5 separate regions of the Homo sapiens genome follow, and all the other regions are linked to region 4. The links are chromatin contacts, found by Hi-C or POLR2A ChIA-PET in ENCODE. All regions are on one chromosome and are shown on one strand. The core of a region is the stretch at or near the end of the contact, and the rest is flanking DNA. Distances in the headings are between cores, read along the strand shown.

Evidence for each region. Hi-C counts contacts between places; a loop is a spot of excess contacts on that map. ChIA-PET counts read pairs that join two places held with the same protein, here RNA polymerase II (POLR2A). Pooled maps may share reads with other maps.
Region 1: a loop to region 4 is called in a pooled map, with 6 times the contacts of the local background. The contact joins the promoter of C5orf34 here to the promoter of NUP155 in region 4. A Hi-C loop is called at or near these places in 2 of 50 pooled maps.
Region 2: a loop to region 4 is called in a pooled map, with 9 times the contacts of the local background. The contact joins the promoter of NNT-AS1 here to the promoter of NUP155 in region 4. A Hi-C loop is called at or near these places in 7 of 50 pooled maps.
Region 3: a map of naive thymus-derived CD4-positive, alpha-beta T cell shows a loop between it and region 4 (16-fold over the local background). The contact joins the promoter of ZNF131 here to the promoter of NUP155 in region 4. A Hi-C loop is called at or near these places in 1 of 168 maps with a recorded cell type or tissue (naive thymus-derived CD4-positive, alpha-beta T cell) and 9 of 50 pooled maps. POLR2A ChIA-PET finds 5 or more read pairs at or near these places in 3 of 52 experiments (PC-9, activated B cell and activated CD8-positive, alpha-beta memory T cell).
Region 5: a loop to region 4 is called in a pooled map, with 3 times the contacts of the local background. The contact joins the enhancer-like site here to the promoter of NUP155 in region 4. A Hi-C loop is called at or near these places in 1 of 50 pooled maps. POLR2A ChIA-PET finds 5 or more read pairs at or near these places in 2 of 52 experiments (CD4-positive, alpha-beta T cell and GM12878).

What each region holds. Positions count from the first base shown.
Region 1 is chr5:43,513,799-43,516,498 of GRCh38, reverse strand. It overlaps C5orf34 (chromosome 5 open reading frame 34), which reads left to right and starts at 1,351. Exons shown (of 13, transcript NM_198566.4): 1 at 1,351-1,693. It overlaps LOC124900190 (a long non-coding RNA gene), which reads right to left. Exons shown (of 3, transcript XR_007058764.1): 2 at 1-2,306. RefSeq lists an enhancer at 1,584-1,743.
Region 2 is chr5:43,601,931-43,604,630 of GRCh38, reverse strand. It overlaps NNT-AS1 (NNT antisense RNA 1), which reads left to right and starts at 1,401. Exons shown (of 3, transcript NR_073113.1): 1 at 1,401-1,853. It overlaps NNT (nicotinamide nucleotide transhydrogenase), which reads right to left and starts at 1,451. Exons shown (of 22, transcript NM_182977.3): 1 at 1,337-1,451. RefSeq lists silencers at 1,191-1,410, 1,531-1,620, 1,884-2,103.
Region 3 is chr5:43,119,509-43,122,208 of GRCh38, reverse strand. It overlaps ZNF131 (zinc finger protein 131), which reads right to left and starts at 1,295. Exons shown (of 7, transcript NM_001330707.2): 1 at 1,086-1,295; 2 at 32-170. The coding sequence starts at 155. RefSeq lists enhancers at 1-207, 208-776, 1,574-1,633 and silencers at 354-613, 1,044-1,393.
Region 4 is chr5:37,369,716-37,372,415 of GRCh38, reverse strand. NUP155 (nucleoporin 155) reads left to right here and starts at 1,310. Exons shown (of 35, transcript NM_153485.3): 1 at 1,310-1,595. The coding sequence starts at 1,439. RefSeq lists enhancers at 1,318-1,407, 1,528-1,637.
Region 5 is chr5:32,273,411-32,276,110 of GRCh38, reverse strand. MTMR12 (myotubularin related protein 12) reads left to right here. Exons shown (of 16, transcript NM_001040446.3): 3 at 1,989-2,131. Among named protein-coding and RNA genes, the nearest start is that of MTMR12, 38 kb to the left of the region's middle. Within about 2 kb of position 1,395, at least 7 of the 41 ENCODE cell types and tissues checked have a DNase peak (open chromatin) inside an H3K27ac peak, as active enhancers do.

The DNA of each region.
Region 1 (2,700 bases), core at 102-2,601, 6.1 Mb before region 4:
ATGATCTTAGGATGGGCTCCCTGCATGCTCAGAGCCCTCTTTACCCTTGGGAAGTGAGCACACACAGTGATTTTATGGATTTATACACATGCCCATCTGAGGCTTTCTTCCTTTTTCCGGTGGAGTGTATCAGAAAAATCATACTTCATCACTTTTGTCTCTTAACCGGCATGCCCAGGAAGTTGCTTCTCTCTGGGGCCTGCATTCAATTAACATTTTGATGTTAACAGGTGTGGGCCATCAGGAAATGGCCTTTCCCTGGCGCTGCCAAATTTTCATTTTTAGAGAGGCCATGTGATAATTGCTGAACCATCACCCAACATTTCTAGTGGGTGGGTGGCAGGGGAGAGCCCTCTCCTGCCTTGCTCATGCCTAACTACCTGTAACAGATTCAGTTCGCCATTTTATAATGTATGAGCATGATCTGTGGTCCCCCAAAACAATTACAGTAGTGACATCAAAGATCAGTGATCACACAGATCACTCTAACAGATACAAAAATAATGAAAAAGTTTGAAATATTGTGGGAATTACCAAAATATGTCAGAGACACAAAGTGAGCACATGATGTTGGAAAAACATGGCACCCATACACTTGCTCCATCAAGGTTGCCTCAAACCTTCCATTTGTAGTAAACTCAGTATCTGCAAAGCACAATAAAATGCACAATAAAACAAGGTATGCCTCTCTATGCTCTCACAAACCTCTGTATTTTATCTTAGAAACACTCACAACTGTAATAAATGATTGTTTATTCTTTCTTTCCAGTTAATCTCTAGCTCTGATCCTCACCCGCAAAGAACTGGGCCACCTTCCCTGCTTTATCCCCACTATGCCTAAACACACAGTGAGTGTTCCATAAACACTTGTTTAGTGGCAATAAATATAGCAGACACATTTATTTGCCACTTTATAAGGAAAAAAGGTGCAGATACATAGACGACCTATTTTCTGATACCAAATTAGGAAGAGTTCTCCATCTTTGGCCAAGTTTTTTTTTTTCTAAACAGCTTTACTGAAGTATAATCGTTTTTTACCTTATTTAAAAATAAGTACCACTCCACTAAAACGCGCTCTGTGGTTAGTTCTCGGCTGGACCGTTCAAAAGGCTGATCCTTACAGCCTTTATTATTAATACAACCAGGTCGGGACTGCTTTTGCGTGGGTCACCAGAAGTAAAAAATCAAAGAGGAGCCAACCCCATTCCGAACAAGGAAACACCCGTCCCCTTCCTACACCAATTCCTGCTCCGCCCTTCGTAGGGAACGCAGCGAGGGCAGCCTCCGGAGTGGAGGGGCGGGACTTCCGGCCCTTCCTGTTGTGGAGGGGCGGGACTTCCTGTCTTCCCTGTTGCGGAGCTCTGAAGCGGCTCCCTGAGGGCGCTGGTTTTGAACTGGTCTTGTGCGGTTTGCGCTTTCTCTTAGTGGTTACAGTTGGCGCTGTCTCCGCTTTCCTGTTTCGTGGCGGGCATCTTGGCCAAAACACTCTCCCTGCCACCTTATTCCTCTAGGGTTGTGATTTTTTTCTTTCACCAAGAAATATCACTCGCTGGTAATTTGTCAAACTGAAGAAACCCCTGAAGAAGCAGTGGTGGGCAGGCGCCGACGCTGCGGCTTCCAGAGCATTTTGGCAAATCAAAGCCAGGGACCGTTGCTGGGCCTCATTTCCGCAACTTTTCGGCTCCGAACTGCTGTGAGTGGAAGACTTTTGGTGGTTGTTTTGATCAGGCTCCTTCTGTAACTAGAGACTATAGCATTTTGAAAGAAATGAGATTCTCATTCATGTCAAGAACAGACTTGTGGATTTTTGAGTGTTAAACATACCCTGACGTAATGTGCTGGGTGATGAGAACGCAAGCGGGAATGAGACTGTAGAGATGAGAATGGCAGTGTGGGTTGGAGCCGGGTTATGGTTTCCTATGGTATGCCAAGAACCTTAGTCATTACACTGTTTGTTGTGTATGCTTGATTATTTAAAATTAGAAAACCGCCTCAGTAAAGCTATTAAAAAAAAGACCTGACCAAAGATAGACTATTTTTCCCAAATTGGAATCAGAAAATGTCTTCCATCTATGTATCAGCACCCGTTTTTTCCCCTAAAATACCAAGTAGACATACCCGATATATACGTGTGTGTTTATATATATATCTGTAATCTATATTGCCATTTGATAAGTACGTAAACAGGTGATGTAAAGCACTTGGTATGGTGTGACTTGTGGAAAGTTACCTATGTCATCAATACTAGAGATGGATTGGAGAGAGAAGAAATTCCAGACAGTTGCAGGAGTTGGAGAGTCTATGGCCTGAAAAAGAGAAAGAGGTAGAGAGAGTCAGGTTCCAAAGACAGAAAATCAACAGGACTTGTTACAGGGGCATGGAGTGGAAAGTCAAGTTTTAGAATATTGGCTGCTAACAATGAGACACCATTAATTCAAATTGCAAATTCAAGAGGAGCAGTTTACTTATTTTTCATCATTCAAATATTTATTGTGCCATTTACTATTTGCCTAATACTGTTTTAGATGCCAGAGATACTGTTACATATAAGACAGATAAGGCCCCTGCTTCGGTTGACTTTATATCCTAGTGGGAGAAAATAAAAAGCAAGTAAATAATCAATTTTGATGATAGATTCTATGAAGAAAAAACTTGAAGAGGGATGACAAATGATTGGGAGATGTTTGGGAGTAACTTTAA
Region 2 (2,700 bases), core at 152-2,651, 6.2 Mb before region 4:
CTGTTATATTCACTTTGGTATTACTCTCCCCCAGTGCTTTGCACAACACAGAGGAAGTCAGTATTTTTGACTGAATGAATAGGGCTAGGTGACCTTAAGCCTAAGTACCTATTGAGCACATTTTCCAAGGATTTTCGGAAAATTTCCTTTGAAAAGGAAATGTTTGTGTAGCCTTGTGGAAAACTGATTCTATCACCAAGGTAAGCAGCCTAAGCGCACCTGCTGGAAAGAAGGCAATCCTAAACTGTCTGTTAATAAAAAGTCAAGGTTTACAAATAAAAGGGGTGCAATGAAGAAAAGGGGCACACTTTAAATAAGAAGAGTAGGTAGGCACCTAAGCCCCACGCGCTTCTCCGAATAAGTCTGTCCTACAAGACTCCTGACAAACAGACCACCTAAGGACTGGCCGGCGCCACAGGGTGAATAAAGGACACCGGCAACCATAAACAAGTCACGCTTTTAAAAGCGAGACATACCAGCAAGGACACAATACCCTACTGAGCCAGCTTCGGCTGGCAGGCGCCGTGACCTCACCCAAAGCCACTGGTGTCACGGCTACTGCCACCGGTGCCGTCCCTTGCTCGGCAACTAACTGCCACCCGCTGGCATCTGCACGAGACCGCTATTTATAACCTCCCTAGGAAGCCGATTGGCCACGGCTGCAAATAGTCATTCCGGCTGTTGAGTTTGAACTAGCTCTGCCCAGGTCGCCCTCTCCGCTGTCTCTTCCTCCTCACCAGCCTAGGCCCCAGAAACTTGTACCCACCACCGCCAGACCGCCCCAACTCACACTCACAATTTGTGCTCGCAATCTCCTATGTCCCCAGCCGGACACCCTCTCCGAACTCCCTCAAGGGTCAAGCATACCTCAAGGGCATCCAGCTGCCACCTCTCTGGATGAACCGCCCATCGAAAGTCCTCTATGACCTCCCTCTCCACCACCCCCGATCTTGAGGGCCGAAATGACCCCGTACGACTCTCGCTGTCCCCCAAAGCTGCAAATATCTGCACCTGCACAGCTGCCGCCTCATTCCCTGCCCTCTTCGGGGACCCAGTTCCCAAATCCACCAGCCCACTCCCTTCGACATCGCCCCAGCAGGAGACGAGAAAGGGACACCAAGAGGCACGGTGCTTCTTCCCCACCTAAGCCTGCGGCCTGCGGACACCCCAATGCACCCTGCGCCCGGGACACCGCCGACCCCGCCCCGCTTTGCTCTTTGACAGGTCTCTCTCCCGGCGAGGGCCGTGGTCTTCAGGAAAGGCCCGAGCCCCTTTCCCAGCTGCGCCCTAGGCGCGCGCCCCGGCTGCCCGCACCCGCCAGTGCCGTCGCGCTCACCTGGGCCGGGAGGCTGACAGCCTTGGGCTGTGCCCTGAGGGCCGCGAGAGGACGTCGCGCTGGCAGACCCGGGCTTGGGCCCCGCGGCGCTGCGCCTCCAACCCGGAAGAACAGCCCCAACTCCGCGGCGGCGGGCGGCCACGTGACTGCAGCTCCGCTCCCACCTCGGCCCGCGCCCCTTCCCCGCCCCAGCTTTCTTCCCGCCAGGCCCCCTCCACCCGATCGCCGCGCGCTCTCCGAACCAAAAGGCGACCTCACGAAATGCCCCTTTGAGCTCAAAGGCTAGTTACCCCCAGGGGCCCTTCCACTCTCGGGGACAGGCGAAACCTCTTTGTCTCTGCCTCGGCCTGCGGCCCCCAGCCCAGCCTCCGCGCTTTCCCTCCGCCAGTCCTTGTCAATCAAACCTGGTGCCAAACGCGGCAGCTGAAGTTTTCAGGGACACATTTGCTTCTCCCCTTGAAGAACCAGTTACAAAGCGTGATGTCCTCTCTGGGGTCCCATCAGAACAAAGAAACAGGTAATATAACTCCACTCCGGGTACCTGCCTTTCCTCCAGCTCGCTAGGAAAAATCAGAACTTCTGTAACAGAGAGGACCCAAGGGAAAGGGGCAGGCGGAGAGGGGTTGGTGAAGGGCGGGAATGGGGGGCGTTGATTTTCCATTCTGGCAGGAGAGGTGGAGTTAAATTCCTCAGAAACGATGTCCAGGCTTGAAAAGTAACACACATCTGCGTGCTTGTCTTCCAACATCAGAGCCAGCCTAGAGGAAGCTGGCTAGTGTCACTGCTAGTACGAATATCCCCGAGGCTGGAAAGCATCTGGGTGGAGGTTGTGAGCTTTCCAGACCAGGCCTCGGCTGTTTTTCTAAAACTATTAACCGTAATGACCTAGTCGTTCTTTTCACACAGTTCTGTTACTTATTCTGCAGGTGTATTCTGACTAAAAGTGGGAGGAATAAAAAATAGAGTGTAAAATGGTTCACTTGCCCAAAACTTAATCATCATGAAGTGTCAGTAACGTCATTTATTTCTATTAATTGAAATTTTGATACAAGAAAAATAATTATGAATCTAAAAGGTATAAGCAGAACAGGTATTCCATAACTTTAAAAAGAAATGAGCCGCAGGGAAACCCTTAGTTTGAGAACTTGTCTTGTGATTAACCTACACAGAAGGTCATTCAACTAATGGATTCCCACTGCAGTCCAAACTCACAGACAGGAAATGACACAGCCCCATGTTTTAAAATAATAATGAGCCGTGGTAAGTGTGACCATAGGGACGGTTTCCAGATACTGAAGGTACAATGAAGTGAGATTAGTAATGATCCCACTTAGTAAGGATTTTAAACTAAGTTATTGATTTAA
Region 3 (2,700 bases), core at 46-2,545, 5.7 Mb before region 4:
AATTCGCTCCTCTGCCCACTGCCCTACCCACCGTCGACAATTAGGGTGATGTCAGTAAACCGGTCCTGCTCTCGCTGTTCATTCAATCGGTCGAGGATCATTTTATGATGTTCAGGGAACTCCTGAAGGCATTCCATCGTCTCTTCAGCCTCCATGGCCGTCGGGCTGCTCTACAAAAGAAGAGCATGATAATGTACACCCATGAGCTCGAGCCGAGGAACAAAACCCCTAAAGCATAAAACAACAACAAAAAAAACCAGCAACGTGAAAAGAAGGGGGGAGGGTGAAGCAAGAGGAGAGAAAGGCGAGGGAAGAAAGGCGAGCCGAGCGGCCCCGGAGCGTTGAGACCGGAGCCGCGGCCGCGGGACTCCGAGCCTGACCTAATTGGAGTCGGGAGACGCGAGCTAGAGCGGGGTGGGCACAGCGCCGGAGGTTCCGAGCGCCAGGGCGCGCAAGTCCAACAAGGGAGGGGACTCGACAGCCGTGGCGGTCCTCTAACGGCCCGCCAAGCCCTTCTGCCCGGCCGGGGCTCCCACCGCCCCGGGACCCGGTCCGGCCCGCGACCCACAACGACTCTCGGGTCGCCTCTCCCTCCCCCGCCCTCCCTCTTCTCCCCCGCCCCGACCGGGCCGGCACTCACTGAGGGAAGGAGGAGCGGCCCAGGCTTGCGCGTCACTTACGTCGACGCACACCGTCACCGCGTCGAGCTCCGGCTGACGCGGACGCCTTCCGGGCGCCGACCAGCAAGGGAACGGGCCACGCCCCTACCCACACCCCTCAGTGGATGGGCGGGGCCGAGCGCGGGGATTTGGCGCTCACGAAGGGCGAGGGCTTGCTCTCTGAGAAGAAACCGGGCAGCGGTGGGCTTGGGCTACTGCAGAGCCTGGCAGGGCCAGAAGCTGGGAACCTAAGTCATTGCCCTTCAACCTCTCACCCTCCCCAGCTTGACTCCAGGGGCGGACACTTCCCGACCCGAGCCCGGAATGAACTCGCCAACCGTCCTCACAGCCCAGCTACTGCGCGGCCCCTCCCGCCCCGTCCTGCCCCGCCCCCTTCCTTCCGAGACCTGGGTTGGCCCGCCTTACCTAGCTCGTGGGTCGCCCTCCTTCCTCTCCGTCCCTCAGAGCCTCTTGTTCCGTGCTTTCCCCTCCCAGGGCATAATGCGCCCCACGCCTTTCCTGACCCCTAACCCGTGGGTCGCCCTCCATTTTCTTCGTGAGAGCCGGGGCTCCCCTTCTGCTCGGGCCCCGCTGGCGCACGTGCGTTCGGTTGGGCACCCGGGCGGCCGCGGCCCCGGCAGCGGCAGCTACGGGCGCGAGCACGTTCGGGCCGCCCGGAATCTTCCTCCGCGAAGCGCGCCCTCCCCGCGCCCTGCCGCAGCACGTGCTTGCTGGGCTCAGGACCTGGAGCTGCTCAGAATTATTTACACCGGATCCCGTTAGTGCAGGCCTTCCCCACTCCTTTAAAGAGTCCAGGCCGGCGCGGTGGCTCATGCCTGTAATCCCAACACTTTGAGAGGCCTGGGCGGGTGGAGCACATGAGGTCAGGAGTTCGAAACCAGCCTGGGCAACATGGCGAAACCCCGTCTCTACTAAAAATACAAAAATTAGCCGGGAATGGTGGTGGGCGCCTGTAATCCCAGCTATTCGGGAGGCTGAGGCAGGAGAATAGCTTGAAGCGGGGAGGTGGAGGTTGTAGTGAGCTGAGGTAGTGCCACTGCATTCCAGCCTGGGCGACAGAGCGAGACAACGTCTCAAAAAAAAAAAAAAGTCCAGTGACCCACAGTCAGCTGCATGTGACTGCTTCCTTAATTCCTCCAAAGAAATATTATATATAAATACATTTTGAGGATAATTCTATAATTGAGATTTACTTATTTTTTTCTCTCAAAGAACTTGAGAATTGGGATTACGGAGGAACTCAAATAGCTATATGGTAATAATGTCATCATAACTTCAACAGATATGTATTGAGAATCCTAGTACTAGACACTGAGAAGTCCAGCTGTGAACAAGGTATATGTGGTTTCTGCCTTTCTGAATCTTAAGTCTAGTAGACTGCATAGATATTTTGAACAGTAATTGCCTAGGTGCTTGCTGATGAGTTTTGCAACACCTGAAGAACGAAGTAACTGGGTGTCAAGGAAAGCCAGTTGACCTGTAAGAAGAGATGTGGGCGGGCGCGGTGGCTCACGCTTGTAATCCCAGCACTTTGGGAGGCCGAGTTGGGGAGGAGGAGTTCAGCCCAGGAGTTTGAGGCCAGCCTGGGCACATAGCGAGACCCCATCTGTATTAAAACAAAAAATGTTTTTAAGTGATGTGAAGTCTAAGTGTTCTTAGCCAAAAGTATAGCACATGCAAAGGCACCAAGATTATAGCATTCAGGAAACTGAAACAATGTTGCTGGATAGACGCACAAGGGTGCCTTATAAAAAGTGTTGAAGATGTCAGATTTTCTTTTTGCAAGGGGAAGCCTTGCCGCATGGTGACATCCTAAGATGTACTTTTTAAAGAGATAATTCTAGCCCCAATATGGAGAACAGATTAAATGGGACAAGCTGCTAGGAATAGAGATCAACTGGGAGACTGTTAGTAATGTAGATGAAACCATGGGGGAAAATGGAATTAGAGAGCTGGTCAGAATCTAGAGATAGGCTGGGCGCAGTGGTTCAGGCCTGTAATCCCATCACTTTGGGAGGCC
Region 4 (2,700 bases), core at 61-2,560:
ATTAAAAACAAACTCGGTGCCAGACCACCACTTTTCAATCTATGGTCTACCAAATAAAGTAAACTCACAGCTAGAGACCCAACTGCCTATCTATATACCAATGATAAAAAATCCAGTTTTTCTTGGTATATTGGCTATGTCAAATTTTAAGTGTAGATTGGTAACATCAAAGAACTTTCAATTTTCAGAAATGTAGTCAAGTCTTTGAGGGAGTAAAAATGTAATTCAAATAGCAAAAGACCAATTTAGAGTAATTCAGTTATTGATTTGTGAAATTCTGAAGAACATAACTGGAAGCTTTCTTAGGTGAGATTCTAAATAAGAGCAGCTTTCTAAAAAGTGCTTTGATTTACCCACTCAGGTTGCCTTCTGTAGTAAATGAAGCCTCTTTTACCTCTCTGCTTTCTCCTATCCTGCTATAGTTTATACCTATCCAAATAGAAAAATTATAATGAAGCCCTTTGTCTCTGCTTGAAGCACCTTAAGGACAGGAAACACTGTGTTAGTTTGATAGTCCCAGCACCAGGCACAAGGCAAGTATTCAGTTTCTTAGGATTGTATGAACTCTTGGGTTCCTATCTCATACGAGTTCCTATACTAGCGCTGGGAATGGAAAGATGAATTAGAACTGTCTGCTATCTCTGCCACGATAAAAAGCACGGCAGCGGTCCACCTGCACTCAGCTTCTTCTTAAACACGTATTTTATACTAAGGGGCAACAAAGTCAAAAGACAGCGACACGCAAATGGAAAAGCCTGATGAATTCTAATTTACACTGAAGCCCGCGAAGAATATAGTGAGATACTGGTTTATATCCCTCTCTGTGACAGCGACCTACCAATTCTTAACTACTCTCACAAAAGCAGTTACTTGGAGAACCAAACTGCGCGCTCATGCGCGAACTCATATAGCTGCAGTTAGCGGATACCGACGCGGGAAGTTCCAAGACTCAGGTCGAGCACGCGCTTAAACCAACGGAACCTGACCAACCTCCTAGGCCAGACACACGACCTAGCTCCCACCTACCGTATCCCTCCTCCCTCCTTCCTCCTCACCCTATCCAACCCCATCCCGCCCCTCTCCTTCCCTGTTCCCTCCCCTTTATCCTTCCCTTCCTTTCCCTCCCTCCCTTCCCTAAATAACCTACCCTAATTTTACCCTGCCACACCCCAAAACCCTCAACCCCCTCGAAAGCATCAGCAGCCTCCTAGCTCCACCCACAACCTCTAGCCCCCTCCCAACAGCTTCCTCTTCCCAGGCCAGAACGGCGTCTTCCAGTTCCCCACCGGATGAAGCGGAAGTGCGTCATGTCGAGGCGCCAAGGCGCTCGTTTGGCGCGCGCGCCCTAGGCGGCGGATCTAAGCTAACTTCTTGGATCTTTTCTTGTTTCTCCTTGGTTTTTGACTTTTTCTGGACCCTGGTGTCTACGATTTCCGAGATGCCGTCTTCTTTGTTGGGCGCGGCGATGCCGGCCTCTACATCTGCCGCAGCCCTGCAGGAAGCTCTGGAAAATGCTGGACGGCTCATCGACCGTCAGTTGCAAGAGGACCGCATGTACCCGGACCTTTCCGAGCTGCTTATGGTGTCTGCCCCAAGTGAGTGATAGTGACCCTGCTTTCTCAACCTAAAGGACTCTCGCCTGACTTCCTAATTTGCTACTTATCCCCAGCGTTGGTCCCGGCGAGGATATGCTGAGATTTATGGCACTGTTGGCTGCATTTTTGGAGAACAGCAAGCAGCTTCTTTTCAGGTTTTTTCCTTTCCTCACTTTCTTCATTGTAGATACTTGAGAGGGCAAGAGTGAAGAGCAAGCTCCCAGTTGAAGCAGAAAGAGGCAAAGACCTCAACCTTAATGAGCTTCTCGCCGCTCTCAAGTGCTTATGGCTAAGGCCATATGAGAAGCATCTCCAGATCCAAGTCCCAAATTTGTTCATTTCTCCTGTTAGTGTTTGAGTAGATCGTAAGAGCAAACGAAGTTAATTTGGAAATTTAGCATGTTATCTTAAAGATACGCTTTGCTTTATATTTATTTGTTTATTTATTGAGACGGAGCGGTTCCCTCTTCGCCCAGGCTGAAGTGCAATGGCGCGATCTCGGCTCATTGCAACCTCCGCCTCCTGGGTTCAAGCGATTCTTCTGCCTCAGACTCCCAAGTAGCTGAGATTACAGGCGCCTGCCACCAAGCCCGGCTAATTTTTGTGTTTTTTAAGTAGAGACGGGGTTTCACCATATTGGCCTGGCTGGTCACGAACTCTGACCTCAAGTGATCCGCCCGCCTCGGCCTCCCAAAGTGCTGGGATTACAGGCGCAAGCCACTGCACCCGGCCAAGAAACGCTTTATTATGTGTAGAGATGTGTGTTATGAAATGCTGGAGGATCTTAAAAGAACTACCAGTGGAATAAAGAAAGAGAACAGGGAAATCACAGTGCTTATGTACAGGGAGAGTAAGGCAGAATATGTGTTGACAATATAGGTGACTGGAAAGTAATTTGTTTAACAGTTTTAAGTTATAACCAGCTCCCCACGGCTTATGGAATTACATCAGTTGCTAGAAAAAGTGACCCCTTTGTGAGATGGAATTTGGAGAAAACCAGCGAAGTGTAAGAAAGAAAAGATTGTTGGTGAGCAAGAACCAAAGTAATCTAAATAGGATAATTTGTGCAGTGTAAACCGAGAACACTTCTGATTATTTATAAAAA
Region 5 (2,700 bases), core at 146-2,645, 5.1 Mb after region 4:
GTTCAGGAGTAGTAACTACTTGGTGGTGTATCCTCTCCATATATGGGATATTCTGTGATCCATGTATTTAATTCTTTTTCTACTTTCTTTTTCTTAATTCAAAATAGCTTTTTTAAAATAAGTTCTTTAAGGTACATTTCCCCAAAACAATACAGGCTTTATTCTGTTGCTTTTTATTTTATTCCAGTTTATTGAGGGGATATAAATCTGTGCAAGTTTCTGACTGATCCACGTTATTTGGTAAAAGAATTCTATAACTTTTTTTGATGTTTTTAAATGTCAAAGGCTTTTTTTCTATAGTGATGACTTAAACCTTATCTCCTCTTGTTTTTCTCTTCTTGGTGTTATAGATTCAGAAATTTTATTTTTAGCTTAGCATTATGCATATTCTCCCCCCTCCTGAATTACTTCACAGTCTCATCTAGGTGTGGGTGTGCAGCGGTGAGTTCACAGTTAACTTCTCTGAGCCTAGTTTCACAAACTAGACAAAGATCATTTCTAGCTCCCAACTCTTGTGCTTCTAGACTCTGTGATCTGGTATAAACCAGCTGATTATGGCACAACATGCCATGTTTGCAGAGGGCCTCACCAGGAATGTTGTATTAGCTAGTGCATGCTAATTTCTGGTCGCTAGTACATGAGCATGGGACGGGGCTGGCCTGGTCTTGGGGAGAGCCTCACCATTAAAAGTATTTCACCATTAAAAGTATTGGGAGGTGAAAGCACAGGAAGCCTTGCTTACATGTCTTCCCCCATGGACTTGGCAGAGACACTTTTTCTGGGACTATTTTAAACCCTAATGAGGCCCTGTCTTCATTATTTCCTTCAAACTGTGATCTCTTGAGAGGCTGACCTAGTGACTGAGCCATCTTCCGGTATTTCCTTAGTGTTTCAGCCAGAGGTAATTAACCCCTTGAAAGATGAGAGAACAGCACCATAATATTTGTCCCTTCTGAGTGTCTGAAACTGTTCGTTTTCATATTGAAGGTAGACTAAATAAATTTTGAGCCAAAAAGTAAATTTAAAGACCTTGAAGGAGCTATCAAGTGGGAGATTCCAAGGAGAAGATGGTTATCTGTTGCATGAGAAGAAAAATCCTTTGGGTTTTTTTTGTTGTTGTTGCAAAACATTTATACTTAGTTTTTCATTTCCCCCATAGTCTTCTCTTTTGCCTGCCCCCGTGAGCTCCTCTGCTTCCAGATGGCAGAGAATACTGACCTATTCCCTAATCCTCATCTTTTTGACTGCAAGGAGGGATACTTTCTGTCTCCAGGGGCTGCAGCTTCTCACGTCGGCTGGGTGCTGCAGATGGAGGAGGAGAGGTGACGCATTGAAAGGAAATACGCTTAACTAAGAAAGAGAGGAAACACGTTTTTTCCCCACAAACCTCTGACCTCTGTTTTCCCAGCGTGGAGCCAGAACGAGGGTGGTCATGCTGTGGAAGGCGGCAACACCTCCTGGATCTATGGAAGCTGCCTGGAAGTCCCATGGCCAGGGAGGCACTGTCACTCTCTCTCAGCACTTCCAGTATTAGAAGCTGCCCCCTCTCACAGGAAAGTGGGCTTGGGATCTGCGTTTTTTTAGGGCAGACTGGGGCAAGCCCATCTGTGTTCACTTAGGGTATTGCTTCTATGGAACATCTGCTTGGGTCAAAGTAATGAAAACACTAAGATTTCTGCGTGAAAGTGCAGCTCAGATCATTAGTACCTATTTGGAAATTTCCATTATTCCCAGTGAGAAGATAGAGAAATGTCCTGCACAGAGGTGTATCTGAGCCATTTCAATTTCACTTCTTGGTGGTTTCCACTCTGCCGCATCTTCTCTCTTATGTTTTTGCAGCTCCTGCCATGCTGAAAAGTGTAAAGTTCTAAAGCCCTGTGTTGTATTGTATGTTTGTCCTTATGTAAATAGGGCTGGAAAGCCTTTAGTGTTTGCATATCGTATGTTCCCTGAGAACTCTAAGGAGGACCTGTTTTGGTTTCTACCAGGTGAACAGCTGCTTTGTGAAGCCAGCACAGTACTGAAGTATGTCCAGGAAGATTCCTGTCAGCATGGGGTCTATGGGAGGCTTGTCTGCACAGACTTCAAGATTGCCTTCTTGGGTGATGATGAATCTGCATTGGATAATGATGTATGTATGGGCTGCATTTGGCAGAGTTTGTGGGCAACAGTGTGGTTGTGGTTCCGTTGTCTTTTTTTCCCAGCTTCTCAGTTACTCTACCCCCTAACACACATAAACACAAAGGACAGAAATCCTGAATGTATGAACTGCATTTGGTGAAGTTTGGGGGGAATAGCACAGTTGTAAAATAGCTCTGTTGTCTTTTTTCCCCCAGCTACTCAGTTACTCCACTTCCCATCATCCCCACCCTCCCCACCATCCCACATAAATACACACAAAGGACGGAGTCCTTCTCATCACTGGCCTGCTCTCTGTCGTTCAGGGTCTCCTTTCCGTGGCAGGACCGTTAAGAAATTTCTCACCCGTGCCTCATGTCATACTGGCTTACTTTTGACCTCATGTGTCAACTTTCAATTTTCTTCTGTATTTCAGTGCAATATATATCACTCACTGGAATAACATCTTCCAAATATACTAGTTCCCCACGTTTTCTCTATACTAAGCTCTTCCTTAAACCCAGGAACTGAGTTCAGTAATGAAACCGATGGTGAATGCAGCCTTTGAATTTGGGTTCACTC